Linked DNA regions of Mus musculus: region 1 is linked to region 2. Evidence: chromatin loops called from intact Hi-C (ENCODE). Cell type or tissue: heart. All regions are shown on one strand. Each heading gives the region's core, and the rest is flanking DNA. Links, peaks and the distances in the headings are about the cores only.

Region 1 (8,450 bases), core at 120-8,119, 1.6 Mb after region 2:
ATCTTATATGGCTAAGAAATAACGTAAGGAATAGAAATGCATAGTGACCAGTACGTTGGCTTCTGTAATTAATGCAGCCATGAGTATATGAAGAAAGTAGCAATAGCATCGGAACATTGAGGAATGCATAGGAATGGAGTGTTAATGTATCCACATCTGTTGATCTTTGTGTAAAGTAGGCAGAAAACCTGAGGCAGGAGAAAGGGCACAGAGAAAGAGGGAGAAATCACAGTTTGTTTTATGTTTCTCCTGAACAGGAGAGTGGTGGCTGCATTCCTGACAAGGTTCAGGGTGTTTTAAAGATGGATGCCACATATTTGTGTGACCATGGCTTCTATCTTTCTTAGGGAACAAGTAGACAGAGTTTAAGGAGAATGAAAGCTAGCTCAGAGTTGTCTATGTGGCAAAACTTAGACTAGATCATCTTGAAAAGTTCTAACTGAAAAAGAGAAAGGTAATAGGTATTTTCTAGTCAGTACTTGAAGTCTGGCTGAGGTTAACAGCAATGGATTAATACTGCCATGCATTTGGCTAAGAAAACATTCTACTTGCTTTTCTTGTCTAGTTCACAACACCATGAATTTTCAATTCCTTGGTAAATGGTGCTTACAATGAAAACACCTGTTTTGTCTACCCCATTAAAGAAAGCAATATGGAAAAATTTCAGTTACTTTCATCAACAAAGACACTTAGCTCTACTCATAATGACCTTTCAGTTAAAGAATATCTCCTAATGAGTCTCACATCAACACAGAGAGAGCAGTATTAGAATAATAAAGAAAAGTAATTTTGGGAACTTATAATGCATATTACTTCTTCTCAGCATAAATCCTCCTCTTAGCCTCTGACATTAGAGTATAACTCACGAAGAGAGAAAATAGTTCCATATGATGTGGTGAATGGTTTTGGGACTCTACAGTTCTATAGGGACTCTAGACTGATCAATATCCACATTAACCAACATCATCTACAGAGCTGCATATACATTTCTTTAATTTCTATACGTTGCATTATGGTAATATACTTTTCCCACTCTTAAAATAATTTGAAACACTGTAGTACTATACAAGATGCCATGGTTAATTGTAAATAGGTGAAGTTGGTTTTTTTGTTTGTTTGTTTGTTTGTTTATTCTTTTGTGTCCCAGGATAGCATGGTAGGGTATAAAGTCTGAGCATCTTCAATGGCTGAAGAATACAGACACACCTCGGTGAACTTAAGATCTTCTCCACCTCTGGTTTGGAGACCACTGGACCAAAGCTCAGGAGGAATAAGTGAAATTCCATAACAATAAAATGATTTTGTGATAGGAGTCCTGAGGCTGTGTTTTCCCAATATTATTATAATAATTATTATGATATATAATTATTATAATATTATTCCAGTCTGGGAAGGAACAGGGAAGGAAGATAGCTCTGCTCATTGGGTTCTGGCAGGAGCTCTATGCCCAAGAAGATGCCCACTACACAAGGTGGAACCCATATCTGGCACAGTTCTCATGGCCAAGAATCTGTGGCTAGACAAACGGCAGGACCTAGGGGGAACCAACTGTTATTCTGCTAGTAAAGCATAGTATTAATTAAAATAACTGTTGATTTATAATTTTGCCTTACAGAAGCTTTGCAATATTTTTGAGGTCCCATTTGTCAATTCTTGATCTTACAGCACAAGCCATTCGTATTTTGTTCAGGAATCTTCCCCCTGTGCCCGTATCTTCGAGGCTCTTCCCACTTTCTCCTCTGTAAGTTTCAGTGTCTCTGGTTTTATGTGGAGTTCTTTGATCCACTTAGACTTGAGCTTTGTACAAGGAGATAAGAATGGATCAATTCGCATTCTTTTACATGATAACTGCCAGTTGAGCCAGCACCATTTGTTGAAGATGCTGTCTTCTTTCCACTGGATGGTTTTAGCTCCCTTGTCAAAGATCAAGTGACCATAGGTTCTCATTTTGATTTTTTTTTTCACAGAGGAAACTTCTGAAGGTGTTAATATTGTATGGATTGAAATTTGTGTATGTCTTATATATGTGTCTGGATTCAACTTAAATATTGTAAGGTCATCTTATTGACATTTATTTAATTACTGCTTCTGACTTTTTTTTTTTTTTAATAGTCAACATCAACATAATTGGCTTTTAGAAAAACAGGATGCTCCAGTTTTGCTTGTGAGGAAACAAATGTATTGTGATTCTTAGGTTTCTAAATATACTTCAAGTTTACATGTCAGTAATGTAGAGTCCATCTGTCAGACCTGTTGTCAGCATAAGGATTGTGTCAGTGACATATGAACAGACGTGTCACAGGCCACAGACAACAGAAAACAGAAGTAAACACTGATTCACTTGAGATTTAAAAATCCTGAGAGAAACAGAAAATATCTGCTGGGGAACCACGAATAAAGGCTGTCAAAAGCAACCATTAACCATGAAATTACATAAATACACCTAAATGCCCAGAGCACATAAAAGGGGCAGAAGCAAGTTAAACATAAGTTAATTTCATTCAAACTTGCATAAAGTCACTTTTTGGTTTTGAAAAAGAACTAGACAATACATTCCAAGAATAGCAGATTCTAGGAGGGGTAGAACACCTGGTTAGGATGTGGTAGGATTCAGGGGAAAAAATAAGCAAAAAAAAAAAAATAAGCAAAAAAAAAAATTCTAATGAACGCTATGCAGGTGCGAATAAACTATAATAAAAGTTGACATTGCATAGAGCCGCAGATGTTTCCAGGTGTGCATAGGTGTTGGTGAATTATCTGAGACTGAAATAGAACCTGGACTGAAAAGCAGAGCCATCACTAAAAAGGCTTCTATTCAAAGACTTTTCTCCATCGAGGAACCATTTAATGCTTCATTTTAGAGACCCAATTATTCATATCTGCTTACATGGTTGTTTTCTATTTTTTTCTTTCTTCCTTTGTTTCTTTGTTTCTTTCTTTTTTTTTTGGAGGTGGGTGGGCTGACTTACACAACATTTAGATTTGTTGCAATCTTGTTTTTAAGTTGAGTAACGGACTTTAGAATCTTGGAAATGAAAATGGATAAATTGCCAAGTACTAAAATGAGGTCATTTACTTAACCTTCCTTTCCAAGATACTTAAAAACACAGTCAAGGGTGTGCTAATGTGTGAGGATTTTCTCCACAGGGTACAGGGCGGTTGATATCTCTCTGGCACTGAGCAGTGCTCACATTTAAGACAGAGATGTTGTATTGTGAGCTGTCTCCTTCAGTCAGTGGTCAGCCATTTTGGACTTCTTTGAGTTCCACTTGGCAGCATATCTTCTTGGGCATGGAGCTTTTGCCGTATACCAGTGGGCACTGCTCTGTCCTTTCCCCATTCCTTGCTGGGATGGGATATAATATTGGCAAGGGGGAAATCACGGCCTTGGGGCTTCTATCAGAAAAATCATTTTATTATTAGAGAATTCCACTTCTTCCTGATAAGGGTTGATCTGATGATTTTCAAAACCACAGATGGCGAAGACCTTAAATTTACTGCGGTATGCCTGGGTTCTACAGGCTATGAGGATGGTCAGAGTTACATTCTAGGCAGCTGTTCCATGGCAATAATAATAATAATAATATAAATAAATAAAAAATAAAATAAAATAAAAACAAAGAAAAAATCACCTATTTAAAATCAACCATAGCATCTTTTGCAACCTTCAGGAAACACTCATTTTCTTAAACAACAATTTGTATGACAGTATCCTGCTATGTGTGGAGTGAAAGTCATTGAGCGATTGGTCACAGACCTCTGGTTATGCCCCTTATTCTAGGACTGTGCAAGGGTAGCCTTACGATTGGTCATCACTACTGTGGATTTCCTCCATCCCTTCAATTTCCCACTCCTTTTCTTTCCAGTCCTCCTCCCCTCCTCCTCCTCCTCCTCCTCCTCCTCCTCCTCCTTATGTATTGTAGAAAGAGTCTAGTTGTGTAAATAAAGTGGGTTGGGCACTCCTGTCTCAGCCTCCCAAATGCTAGTATTCTAGGCTTATATCACTGCGGTTGTCCTGTTTTGTCTTCGCGATCCTATTTCTGCTGCTCTTACAGTTTTAGGTGCGTGGCTATCCGATGCTGAGTGAAGTGTGGTCATGCCCTTAATGATAACTAACTCTCTCTCCCACCAGCTGCTCAGCTACTCCCCTTCCTTAATGTCTGTGTCCTCCTGAAATACCAAAAGACCTCATCCAAAGAAGGGACTTTTCTTTTTTTTAATGGAAGAGAAATAACCTAAATCAAATCAGTCAGAACTCATATGAATTCATTTAAATTCCAGGGAAGTCCCTGCGCCACATAGCAAGAAAACATAAGGAAAAAATGTTTTTCTTGTTACCATGGTAAGGGATTATATGAGAGGGGTCAGACTTGCTTGAATCTGGTGGGAAAAAATAAGCCATGGTCATTAAGATTTATTCATTTGGCAGACAGTTCTGAACCTTTATGATGCCCCACTGTACTGAAGTCCAGGGATTAAAAAGTCTTGCTGCAGCGAGACATTTTTAAATTCATGAAGCTTAGAGGATTCTTGGATGAAATCGAAAAAAAAAATTAAATAGGAAGGCACACAAAATATTTCTAAATGAGGATAAATGCCATGTCTTATATACATGGGCTGCTGACATACGCAGTTGGGAGTTGTGGGAGAGAAACCTGCTTTAAAGTCTAACGGCTTTGAAAGCAGTCTAAGGAAATTGCGGTTAAACAGGGACCATGAAGATTAAGGCAGGGTTAGGGAGTGTCCCAGGCAGATATAAACAGAATGTGCAAAAGCCTTTGAATTGGAAAATTCCTTGCTAGGCTGTTTGAAAACTGATAGGGGCCAGGTTGGAGGTGGAACGGATGTGAGCAAAAGTCAGACATTCTCTTTCCATTCTATTACAAACAGCCTATGGGGTCTGGAAATATTACGGAACATGGTTCTCTGTTAACCGTTAGAAGACAGGATTTTGTTTTAATCAAATCTCACTTGCAGAAACTTTTTTATGTTTTAATTTTTAAAGTATGAACGCTGGCCTTATACTGCCCTCTTGTGGTTATCTGATACACTACATGTGTCCTGAGAAGTATAATTTTAACAACCAATCAGAATCATTTTACATGCATGGACCCAGGCTCAAAAATAGAAGCAATTCTTTTTTAGTTTTTTTTTTTTTTTAATTGCGCTTGCATATAATAATCAACCAAGATCCCTGACTGCAGGAGTCATCCGGATGGAGATTAGGCACTGAAGCCTGACTAGACCTTATACAAGAGGGTAAAGTGCGCCTGTGGGAAATAGGGAGGCACAAACTACAGCAATCCCATTCAGTTCTGTAAACTTATAAAAAGAGGATGTCAAAATAGCTAGGTGTGGTTTATGGGCAGGTCCCCCCCCCCCCCCCCCCCCGTTCTCTGCCTCTGAGTTTCTGTTTTTAACACTTTATGTAAATAAATTTCCTCCAGTCTGGGTGTGTTTTCACACTATTTCAGACACCAAGATATCCAGGTTCACTTACACGATCAGCGTGTTGCCTTAGTTTTGGAAGGAGTTCCAGAAAGTTCTATAGCCTGCTTCTCTGTTGATGGTCTTTCCATCTTTCCTCTCACTTCCTTCTCCCCTAAGTTTTGGCCAGTCATACTCATTATCAGAGGTTTTCTGTTATTGTGGTTGTGTTGTGTTGCGTTTTGGTTTGGTTTGGACAAATACTAGGCATGGCTTCCTAGAGAATAGGCTTTTCCTCACTATTTTTACGTGCATTAAAATCGAGTCTAAATTGCTTTCTTCTCCAAGCAAGCTGTGCTGGCTACATAGTTTCACTCAGAACTGAACTGTTTGATGAAGGCCTGGCTATATCCTGTTCCTTCTTTTCTTAGGAAGACAGCACACACTCCTTAGCTGAATTTTACAGCGCAACGCTTTGTTTGTAAATGCAAACACGGACTCACACTTTCCGGATATTTGTCAGAGCAAGGACCTCAAATTCACCGCCGATCAGTTCCTCACAGATGCTTGGCTTTGAGAAATAATATGTATGAAAGAGAACGAGAGCAAATGCAAACCCCTGTTTTCCATAAAGTCTCAGATCTGCTTGAAGATTGAGGGAGACCCTTGTGAAATACATAGATGTCCGGACTGCTTCAAGCGGGGGCTGCTGAGTTGCTTCTGCAGATCTGTCTTCAGTCATCATGAAGGACTAATGTTTCCTCTTCGGGGAACTTTTTGTCTTCCTTTATATTCATGGATGCCCCAAATCACCGGGTTGTATTGTGTACCGTCTCCTCAGACATGCCAGCTTTGAAGGTCAGAGTTCATCATATTTTCTTCCTTGACTGACTGAATGATTTATCCAACCATGCGTTTGTGCTTTAACTACTTTCTTGGCACCATCTTGCCTTGCTAGTCTTTTCCTTTTGAAAAGGTTTTCTCCGAAGAGTTTAAGTAGCTTATCCTGCTGAATTATACGCATCTATAAGCAACATGAATGTCGGCTAACAAGTTACATATAAATAAGAGGATTTCTATTGAGCCTTTACTTAATTATAAAACTTCTGAGTGTAATCCAAACAAGAAAACAAAAGAATTTATAAATTCCACAAGAGCTTAATCATGTTCCCAAAGATCAAGAGTTTTAGAAAAGCATAGTAATTATATTTCTCAGGACACCTAAATGAACTGTCAGGCTGTGTGGTCTGGTATTTCTCATGAAAGTTATCTCTAGAGGGAAAAGACATACATGGAGCAAGTTAAAAATGAAGCAACAGTAGTTATCGTGTCTGTGACCAAGGCTTGGCAGCCTTGATTGACAGGGGTTGGAGAGAGTGAAATGGTTGTAGCACACATCTGGGACCTGGAACTGTGGTCTGAGAATTCATCAGATTTCATCATGATGGGGACCTTTGGGCATGATTATATTAAAATGCTTTTACTGCCCATAAACAGAATTCTATAAGAAATGGTTGTTCATTGGGACCTAGCAGGAAGTGTCAGCATCAATATGCCTAAACATGTGACAATGAACTATAAAGTCCACATTCTTAAACCTCAGCTAAACCAAGTCTAATATACAGATTACCATGCTGTTATTGCAGCAAAGAATTCCTAATTTTTGAATGTTCAAAGACACAACAAGAAATCCAACAGAATCAACTAACCTGGGCCCATAGAGGGCCATATAAACTGAACCCCCAGCCAGAAAGCATGCATAAAACAGACCTAGCCCTCCCTGCCCCCACATATATAACAGAAAACTTGGTCTGCATGTGGGTCCCCAAACAGCAGGGACTGCCACTGCCTCTTTCCTGCCTTTGGATCCATTTCCTTAACTTGCTGCCTTGTCTAGCCTCAATAGGAGATTTGCCTAATCATACTGCAACTTAATATATGTCAAGGTGGGCTGATACCCATGGGAGGCCTCTGCTTTTCTGAGGAGAAAGGAAGGAGGGAGGTATGGGGGAGGGAAAAGGGGGTAGAGGGACTGGGAGGAGAGAAGGGAGAGGAAGCTGCAATCAAGGTGTAAAGTAAATAAATCAGTTAATTAAAAAAAACATTTATTCCAAAATCATTTAATATTACTGAAACTTAAACTTTGGGAAATCTAGAATTTTTAAAATATATCTTAGTGTTAGTATCAGCTGTTTTTTACAAGTGGCCTGAAACATTAATGATCCATCACCCAGTGAGTTTTACAAATGGTAGTTAAAGCTAACCAAACGTCCACTTGCATGTTGAGCATTTTACTATAGAAATGACATGTCATGCCATCTATTTTTTATAGAACATTTTAAGGAATAAATGGATTTCAGCATCTCATGAATGTAATATTTCTTTGCAATCCCTTTTGTGGGCCAGATTTTGCTGCAAAATCATAGATCTCTTAGTCTAAACATTTTCCTCATGAGGACTGTAGGACTCTGACATGACATTCCATCCTCTATCATTTCTGGGGAAGTGTTGGTCCAAAATATAGACTTTTCGATAAACAGAACCCAAATTATGCTTCCACTCGTGTGACTTGAAAGTAAATTTTGCCTACAGGGATAGGAACACTCATTTTCCAATAGGCAATCTGGTCAACACTGTAGAGTAGGTAACACACTGCATTAAATCCAAACAGTGAGTCTAGATGTAAGCTGCAAAGAACTGCATTTACTATAATAAACCTTAATTTTGTCAGTTTGGGGGTACATGTGAGCAACGCTTTGAGTATGGGTAAATGGAACCCTTAGACCATGATATTGAGATTGTCAAATATTTTGTCCAACTTAAAATAAAATTGAGATCATAAAACAAGTTTGAAGATGCTCTCTTGCTACCACCCAGCATGTCCTCGTCCGATAATCATTATTAAGGTGTGGATATCCAAGAAGATACCCTAACAAGAATATTCACAGTTGTTTGTAATCAACTTGTTATTTCCTAAGTATATGAATCATGTGATATAAGTTTCTATATTAGATAAGGTTTGA
Region 2 (8,450 bases), core at 299-8,298:
TTATGCATAAACCAGATATTCTTTTGTTTTCTGTGACTTGACAATTCACGTGCCACTCAGAATTTTGTCTCTCCCCCCACCCCCCACTCTGGGGGAAAATGGTGCTTCTGTAAGCAGTTTACACACTTCTGCCTGGTCACTGAAGCAGGTCCTTAAAGGAGGTCGCCTCATCACATCCAGTAAAACGTAGAGAGAAAGAGACATCCATGTGCTCGTCCTCAGTCAGCTTCCACTATTCGCAAGGTCCAGGGCCCCCGCTCAGGGAACCCGCCTGCCTATTTCCAGGTTGAACCTTCCAGTGTCAAAGAGAGCAATCAAGACAGTCTCCCACAGGCTCGCTCATGGGCTGTGGTCATCTAGACTACCTTTCCCCGAAAGTCAGTTAGCCCGTTATTCTAGGTGATGGCATGCTTACAACTAACATTAATCAATATAGTGGCTCCAAAGGCAGATTTTTATGCTGGGGAAGTTTGGTTAAAATTGATCAGAATATAGACTCTAGGGCCTGTCCTAGCTTGTTTTCCGTTGCTATGATAAAACACAGCTGGGAACAAACTTGGGAAGGAGTTTACTTCAGTTTCCTGATCACAGTCCAAGGTGGAGGGAATTTAGGTTAGGAACTCGAATGCAGGAACCTGGAGGCAGGGACTGAAGCAAAGCTCATGGAGGAACCCTGTTTAGTGGTTTGCACCCACGTTTTGTTCAGCGTGCTTTCTCCTACAACCCAGGACCACCTTCCCTAGAGGCAGCCTTGCCCACATCAATCAGTGATCAATACCTCCCCCAGACTTACCTATTAATCACATAGAGGCATTTTCTCTGTTGAAGTTCCCACTTTCTAGATGATCCTGGTTTGCTTGTGTTGAATTGACAAAAACAAACAAACAAACAAAACAAAAAACAAACAAACAAACAAACAAACAAAAAACCCTAACCATTGCAGAGCCCAACCAGCAAGCAGTGCCTGGATTCCATCTTTATATCTGGGATGCTGCCAAAACCTGTGAATGAAATCAGCATCTCGGCCACTCGAATCTACAGAGTAAAATTGCCTCCTAAGCTGCTTGCCTATGGACATTCCTCGTTTTCCAGAGCTTGACCTGATACATGCTTACTCGTGGGAGCTTTTCAAATCATCCAGACAGTTAATGGCTTTGATATCTTCTTAGCACCCTCTCTGGAACTAAATATAAATGTTTATGTGTGTAAACCCGATAGTCTTCTATCTGCTGTGACCTGATAATTCACATGTCACTCAGAATTATTATTTTTTGATCTGCAGCATATATTTAGTGCTAGAGGCACAGCATGCTACTACATTTTTTTCTCACCCTCTGAGTTCTATATATGCTTTTGAATGCTCTCTTAATGCAATATGATTGGCAGTGGCAATTTACAATGGTACGTAGGCTGCTTTAACCTTCCTTTTTTTTTAAAACATAAATCACATATTAATAGTCATGCAAAAACGTAACTCGTGATCTCACAAGTAGCATTATAGTAGTATATATTTCAACTAATAGGGGTGGCTTCATCAGTGTGATGAGACGATCAGGAGCTACGTGGCTAGATGGAACAGAGTTGCGGCCTAGATGGGCCAGCTTCAGGCATCTCAACCAGCTGCAAATGGGTAAAGGAGGCCAGGCAAGATCAGCCAGAGTCAGCTCCAGCTGATCCACTGATACAGCCACAAAGATCAGAGAGGTTTTCTTTATTAGTACTATTGTAGTACTAGGACATAAAGATAGAGAAGAACCAAACATGGGGAACTGTAACTTAGACCCTTTAGTGGTTGTCGCCTTTGATGTCTTAATAAGTATTCCACGACAGGGCACATTGCAGTGCCAATCCCAAGTCAGGTTGTAAGAGAAAAGCCGATTGAAGCCACTTGGTATCCATGATCCTTCCCATAGATGAACCTGTATCTTCTTTCCTGTAGAATTCTCTTCCTTTGCCTCCTCTTTACTCTTCTGCTTTGAAGCAGTGAAGTAGTGGAAGAGGCTGACAGGCAGTGTGCAAAAGGAGAGGAGAGTCTAATTAGAATTGCTTTCATAAATAGTAGTTCATCTCTTTAGCGGTTTAAAGGTGAGACGCCAGCACTGGACTTCAAAGGCAGTGTGCCTCTAAAAACGGTCTGAACGGTGGCTTCTCTCTAACGGGGGAAGCTTCCTGGAAGGAAGATGTCATCTGCTTTCCTGGGTGCCGCATTGAAGGAGAAGAAAGTTAAGCATCATGACTTCTGTTAGTTTCACTGTGTCCCTGTTTAGTTTCTGTTTCCATGATCTGTCCATTGGTGAAAGTGGTGTGTTGAAGTCTCCCATTATTACTGTGTGAGGTGCAATGTGTGCTTTGAGCTTTACTAAAGTGTCTTTAATGAATGTGGCTGCCCTTGCATTTGGAGCATAGATATTCAGAATTGAGAGTTCCTATGCCGGGGCCTAGCAAACACAGAAGTGGATGCTCACAGTCAGCTATTGGATGGATCACAGGGCCCCTAATGGAGGAGCTAGAGAAAGTAACCAAGGAGCTGAAGGGATTTGCAACCCTATAGGTGAAACAACAATATGAACTACCCAGTACCCCCTGGAGCTCTTGTCTCTGGCTGCATATGTATCAGAAGATGGCCTAGTTGGCCATCACTGGAAAGAGAGGCCCATTGGTCTTGCAAACTTTATATGCCCCAGTACAGGGGAACGCCAGGGCCAAAAAATGTGAGTGGGTGGGTAGGGGAGTGGGTAGGGGAGCGTGTGGGGGACTTTTGGGATAGCATTGGAAATTTAAATGAAATAAATACCTAATTAAAAAATATTATCCAAAAAAAAAAAAGAAAGAAAGAAAGTTAGCATCCGAGTCCTGTTGTGACGCTGCCCAACCCTTAGCGAATTATACCATGGGGGAACGTTAGCCTCCTCCTCTGTACCAGTAACAGTTTTGTAACTATTTCAGCATGAAATGTTATACAGAAACTACCTGACAAAAATGCACACGCAAAACCCAGGAATGTGCAATGCAGTGCCTTGCTGTGTCTTAGGAGGCAAGCAACCGCAGATTCTCCAGCTTGGGGCTGGCTGAAAGTTCTCTAAGCACAATCAAACCCGATGATGTTAACGTCGCTCCCAAGATTTTGCATATATGGAGGGATATAGTTACTATGTGAAATGTCCTACATAAGCTCAAGGAAATTACACTATCCTATTAAAAGAATAATTATCTCATGTATCCCTTCAACTGGGGAGCCTAGCTTCTAGGGCCTTCCTCTTTCCCAGCAGTGGTCCCTTGGCCAAGGGATTAACCCAGTCCAACTGACACTGACGTAACCATATAATGCTGTAAATAAGAGGATATTTGTAAGAGATATTGGATAAGCAATTCTTAATCAATACTACTTCTAATAATCGAAGGTGTTAGTGATTAGATTGGGAACTTTGGACTTTCATCAAGATCAGTAAGACCTACTCTCTTGACTAGAAGGACTTGTCTCTTCGTGGGCCTTCATGTCTCTTCTAACATCATGGTTTGAGGTAGTTTTGAATCCAAAACCTCTGATTTCTGCTCTTCAGCATGGACAGCTGACTTCTGCAACAGTGGGATTTAAATAAGTCAACAAAGAAAAAAAAGTTCTAAGGGACATAGAAATGAGAACAACTTAGACAAGAAAGAAGTAAAATCAAATGTGTACATTCATCTACCTGCAAGAAGGTTTCAAAATGCCTCGTATCAGGGAGGAACACTCGGACCACAAAGACGCAACACCTCAATTTTGCTCAATGCACATAACAGATATCAGGCTCTATGCTGAATTCTCAGTGGTAACTACAAAGTGTTCTAAAAACCTAAAAACTAACAAAAAACAGCAACAAACAAGCCATATATGGAAATTAATACGAAATTCATAATTGCTGTGTTCAACTTCTTTTCATGTCTTAAAAAATTTTAAAGCCTCCAATACTAACGTTTAACATTCCTTTTTTTTTTTTTTTTTTTTTGGTCGCACATAGAGGGCTGAATTCAATCCATGTATGGACTAGATGTTGACTCCTGTTTACAGTAATTAACAAAACAAAACTTTCCCCTCCCATGTACTACCACTCTTGGACACAAGATGGCAATCGTAGTCCGTGAAATCTACAGTGATTTTTTTTTTTTTTTTTTTTTTCTTTCTTTTCCTTTTCCTTTTCCTCTGTGTGGAACAATTTCTTGGAGAAAGTTGAAGTGACATTAAAAAAACAAAGATAAATGATCAAAGCTATGACGTGAATAATTAAATAGCTAAATTCCACCGCCTGATCTCGGAGACATTTTGCTTTGCTTCCTGGGGCTTAGATGTTTTTATGGGATTGGCTACTTTCCTTCAGCCTGCACCAAATTGATTTTAGGCACATTGCTATATGTCTTTAAGTTTTTATTTTTTAAATCTGTAAATACAATAACAATATGGCATAACCGTACAATGTTGTAAATCAGATGTTATTTGTAAATGATATAGGCTAGCTATTTCTTAATCGGCACTAACTAATAATAAAGTAGGTTGATGGTTAGATTAAGAACGTTGGCAAACGTGAAAGAGTTTAAATGGGAAGGTTAGGCTTTGACTTTAAAGAAGGACAGAGAAAAAGAAGTGCAAAGGGCAGATGAGGAGGATACCTAAAAAATAAATAAATAAAAAATGTTGCAAAAAAGGCATGACGAAGCTTGCCCAAATACCTCACCCCATAGCTCTAAGACATGCCTGACAGTGTGAGTGGACATCATCACAGGATGGGTCCAAAGAAGAGTCATGACCTCCCAGTGGTTAAGTTTCCATTCCTTAAACTTGTGTGTAAATACATGTGTGTGTGTGTGTGTGTGTGTGTGTGTGTGTTTGTGTGTGCGCGCGCCTGAGCATGTAGAGACCAGAGGTCAATGCCCAATGTTGTTCTCAATGTTGTTTCTCCACCCCTGGTTTTTCGAAGCACGGTCTCTGTGAACCCGGGGCTCAGAAACTGAGCTCTACTGGCTGCCAGCAGCAGCAGCAGCAGCTCAGAGCCTCCCGTCATGGCCTCGCCAGCACTGGGGTTACGCACAGACATATGCCAGTCGGGCCTGGGTTTTATGTCTGTGCTGAGGATCCATACTTGGGCCCCTGTGCTTGTGCAGAAAGCACGATACTGGCTGAGCCATCTCAGGAGCCCCTCTACATCATCTTCATACATCGTGACGTCCACACTTGTAGAAGCTAAACAAATGCATTCACGTGCTTATCACATAGTAAGCCCTATTTCAGGTTGCTTTCTTTCATGGTTGGAGAATTTTAAAGAAGCTTGCAAAGAACTCTGGATATTAAAGTCTGGTTTAAATTCCCTGGATTTGAGCTCTCTTAGAATTGCCTGGAACAATACCGATCCAACAAACCTCTGAGCTTTTTGTGTTAATGTTAGGGATTGTGACAATTTCAAATTCTTATGCAAACAGATAGAGTGGCTCACAGCTGCAGTCCCAACACTTGGAAGGTTCCGGAAGCAGGAGGATGAGAGGTGTAAAGCTAGCCGAGAAGAGTGAGCAGTAATAATAATAGCAAGTAAACAAACACTTGCATCCGAACTTGAGTATTGTCTTCCGTCTTTAACCTTTTTTTTAAGCTTCCATCTTCTGAGAGAAAATCCAAGGCATACTGAAGATTAGAAAATACATTATTAGATGGAAAAAGCTGTGAGAATATGTCTCCTATATTTTTTTAAAATATAGGAAATGAAAGATTTCATAGTAATATGTAAGGATTTTTTTAGTGGAAAATTCCAAGAATGAATTATAGACTAAAAAAGGTCAAATATCACCTAAGCTGTGTCAGGGCTCAATGACCAACGCCTGTTAACCAGGTGACGTGTCAAGCAAGGAGAAGGATGGTCAGAGCAGCAGTGGGAAAAACATCTCAGCATGGGCTGGATCCCTAACCTCTGAGTTAGAACCGGCCTGGTCTACCACAGGAGGGTACAACAGGTAGGGCGCTAGTCCCGTTTGTACAGAAAGATCTGTGCCCAAGAAATCATGAATTCTAGGAAGCACATCTGCATTTGTTGTTAAGGAGAGCAGAATACATACATTTGTATGCATACATATATATTACATCATATATATATACATTACATGCTTATACATTCATATTATATATGCATATGCACACACATAACCCAAACACACACACACACATACACACACATATTGTGTGTGTATAATATATATAATATTATATATAATATACATTCCTATATAATATATAAAATATTAATTATATAATATTATATATGATATTAATCCTATATTGGATTATATATGTCCTATATTATATATATATATATATGTGTGTGTGTGTGTGTGTGTGTAATATTAATCTTTTACAAGTGGAAAGGTGAGCCCTTGGAAGACTAAATGACATGTTCCAGGCCATTCAAATTGTTCCCAGTACATCTTGGCTAACTCTTTGACATTCAGTAACTCAAGATAAACTTCAAAGTAGGTTCCAAGTTTTATTTAAAATTTTAACCTTTAAATAAGTGGTGTGTCTCCCCATATAAAGCAGATTAAGACGTAAGTGAGCCAAAAAGCAAACAAACCAAACATGAAAATCCTTTCCAGCAGTCCAAACTAAGAGCATGCTTTCGGCAGACAGTTTTAGAGACCTGCACGGACTCCTGGTCTTTGAATTTCTTGTTTATTTAAGAAACGACGGTAGAGATAACCTAAAATACTCCAACAGGCTATGTTAGTTGCAACCATTCCTAAAAGTTGGGAGAACCCTGGAGCGCGTGGAGGAGAAGCCTGTCAAAGCCAAGCGCTTAACTGAAGTGGTTGCCCTTTCCCCTTGCTTCCCTTCCCAGCACGTAGGACCGCGTTCAGAGCCTCAGTTCTGTTGCTCTCTCCTGCTGGTCAAAGAGGCCCAGGCTTCTCATTAATTTAATGGGAAGCTGCAAGTCCGGCCCATTCTCACCACAGAATGCGCCGCGGTCAGCACTCCCTGTCAGTCCGGATTTATTATTGTCTGTTAGCTAAAGTGCTGCTGTGCCGGAGCATCCGAAAGAGTGCATTCTCCTCCTGTGCACTTTGGGAAGAGTTATTAGCAAGAGAGCAACACATTTGAAATGTCAAACAACAAGCAAGAACAGGTTAATGATCTAAAGTTTGTGTTCTCTCTCTCTTAAAAATAATAAAAAAAAAGCTCTAAGCCACTGAGCCTTTTTTTAAAGGTGGTAGGGTAAAGATCTTGCCTTTTAGTAATGAAATGCTATGAAATGCTAATTGGGAGGAACTCACAGAAGACATCTATTGTACTAGAGATCTAATGAAATGAAAACTAGAACGGATTATGTAACTGGACAGTTAACTTCAATCCAATACAGGGAACACAAGGCCAAGTGTTGGTAAGCCGGTAAGTCACTAACCACACGGTACACCGAGCTGCTGTTCCCAGATGAGCACAAGCACACACACAATTACTGCTCCTGGGTGGATGGAGCCCAGATGATGCAATTCCCCCACCTGAGCAGGACTTTTGACCATGCAGAACCATTCTTTGTTGCAGTTATTTTTGACAGTCTGAATGGATAATCCCTGTAGCCTCTAGACCTAAGAGTTCTCCCTGGGCGTGGGGAAATGTGTGGGAAGTGGGGCTTAGGGAATAGGTAGCTGACCAAATTCTCCAGCAGAGGCTGTGTTTGAAACCACTGTGGTTTGGAGCAATAGGCAGGCAGCTCCTTTACAATGTAAAAATTCATAGATCTTTTCAAAATGCTAACTTGAGCACTTGAATTTTAGATCCTTTAAGTAAAACTAAGGAAAAACAAAAACAAAACAAAACAACAACAACAACAAAACCAAGCCCAAGGCTCCAGGAAGTTACTGACAGACTCAGTTTGGAGGCGGAGGCAAAGCTATTGGGGTTGGTTGGGATTCACTCATACACTGTGGTCCCAAAATGTTAAAAGCAATTTATCCTTATTTTAAGTCTAAAATAAAAGAAAGAGTTGGGACAGAGGAGGACATGAGGGAGACAGTCTGGCGTCTAATAGACTTGGAGTTCATTTTGACAAGTGGGTTTTGCTGGGGAGAAAAAGTTAGTCTCTTACCTACCTTCGGATTCATGTCTTCTATAGAAGGGCAGATTAGCAATAAAATTATTTGGTATGGGAGGCTGAGAAATGAAAAGATGAAGAAGTGGGAAGTCTGATCATGATTCTGTTTCAGATGAGAAAGGCACGGACATTCAGAATCAGAGGGGAAAACTAAACTAAAAAACTGAAGGGGATAACTCAGCCACAATAAACCAGGGACCTGAAAAGGATGCGCTTGCTCCGATTTTCCTCCATGTCCCTTCTTTAGAGAGAAGGCCAGGGTCTTCCTAGGGGTAAGAGAGGGCACACAAATGAAAGGTTTATGGCTTGCTGCAGGAGAAGGTCATCTGGGTTTTACTGCATGCC

The links. Hi-C counts contacts between places; a loop is a spot of excess contacts. Peaks named below come from ENCODE experiments on the same cell type or tissue, not always from the same donor. Only the 100,000 strongest peaks of a DNase experiment are listed, where the experiment ranks them.
Region 1: it touches region 2 in a loop (20-fold over the local background); 8 of 42 quality-filtered maps call a loop at or near these places.

What each region holds. Positions count from the first base shown.
Region 1 is chr16:75,340,058-75,348,507 of GRCm38, reverse strand. It overlaps a transcript of Robo2 not described here. Among named protein-coding and RNA genes, the nearest start is that of Gm30116, 48 kb to the left of the region's middle. In heart, for the core only: a CTCF peak has its summit at 5,034 (motif pointing left); no DNase peak of the experiment used is centred there.
Region 2 is chr16:76,894,967-76,903,416 of GRCm38, reverse strand. No RefSeq gene overlaps it. Among named protein-coding and RNA genes, the nearest start is that of 1700041M19Rik, 110 kb to the left of the region's middle. In heart, for the core only: CTCF peaks have their summits at 3,867 and 4,083 (motif pointing right); no DNase peak of the experiment used is centred there.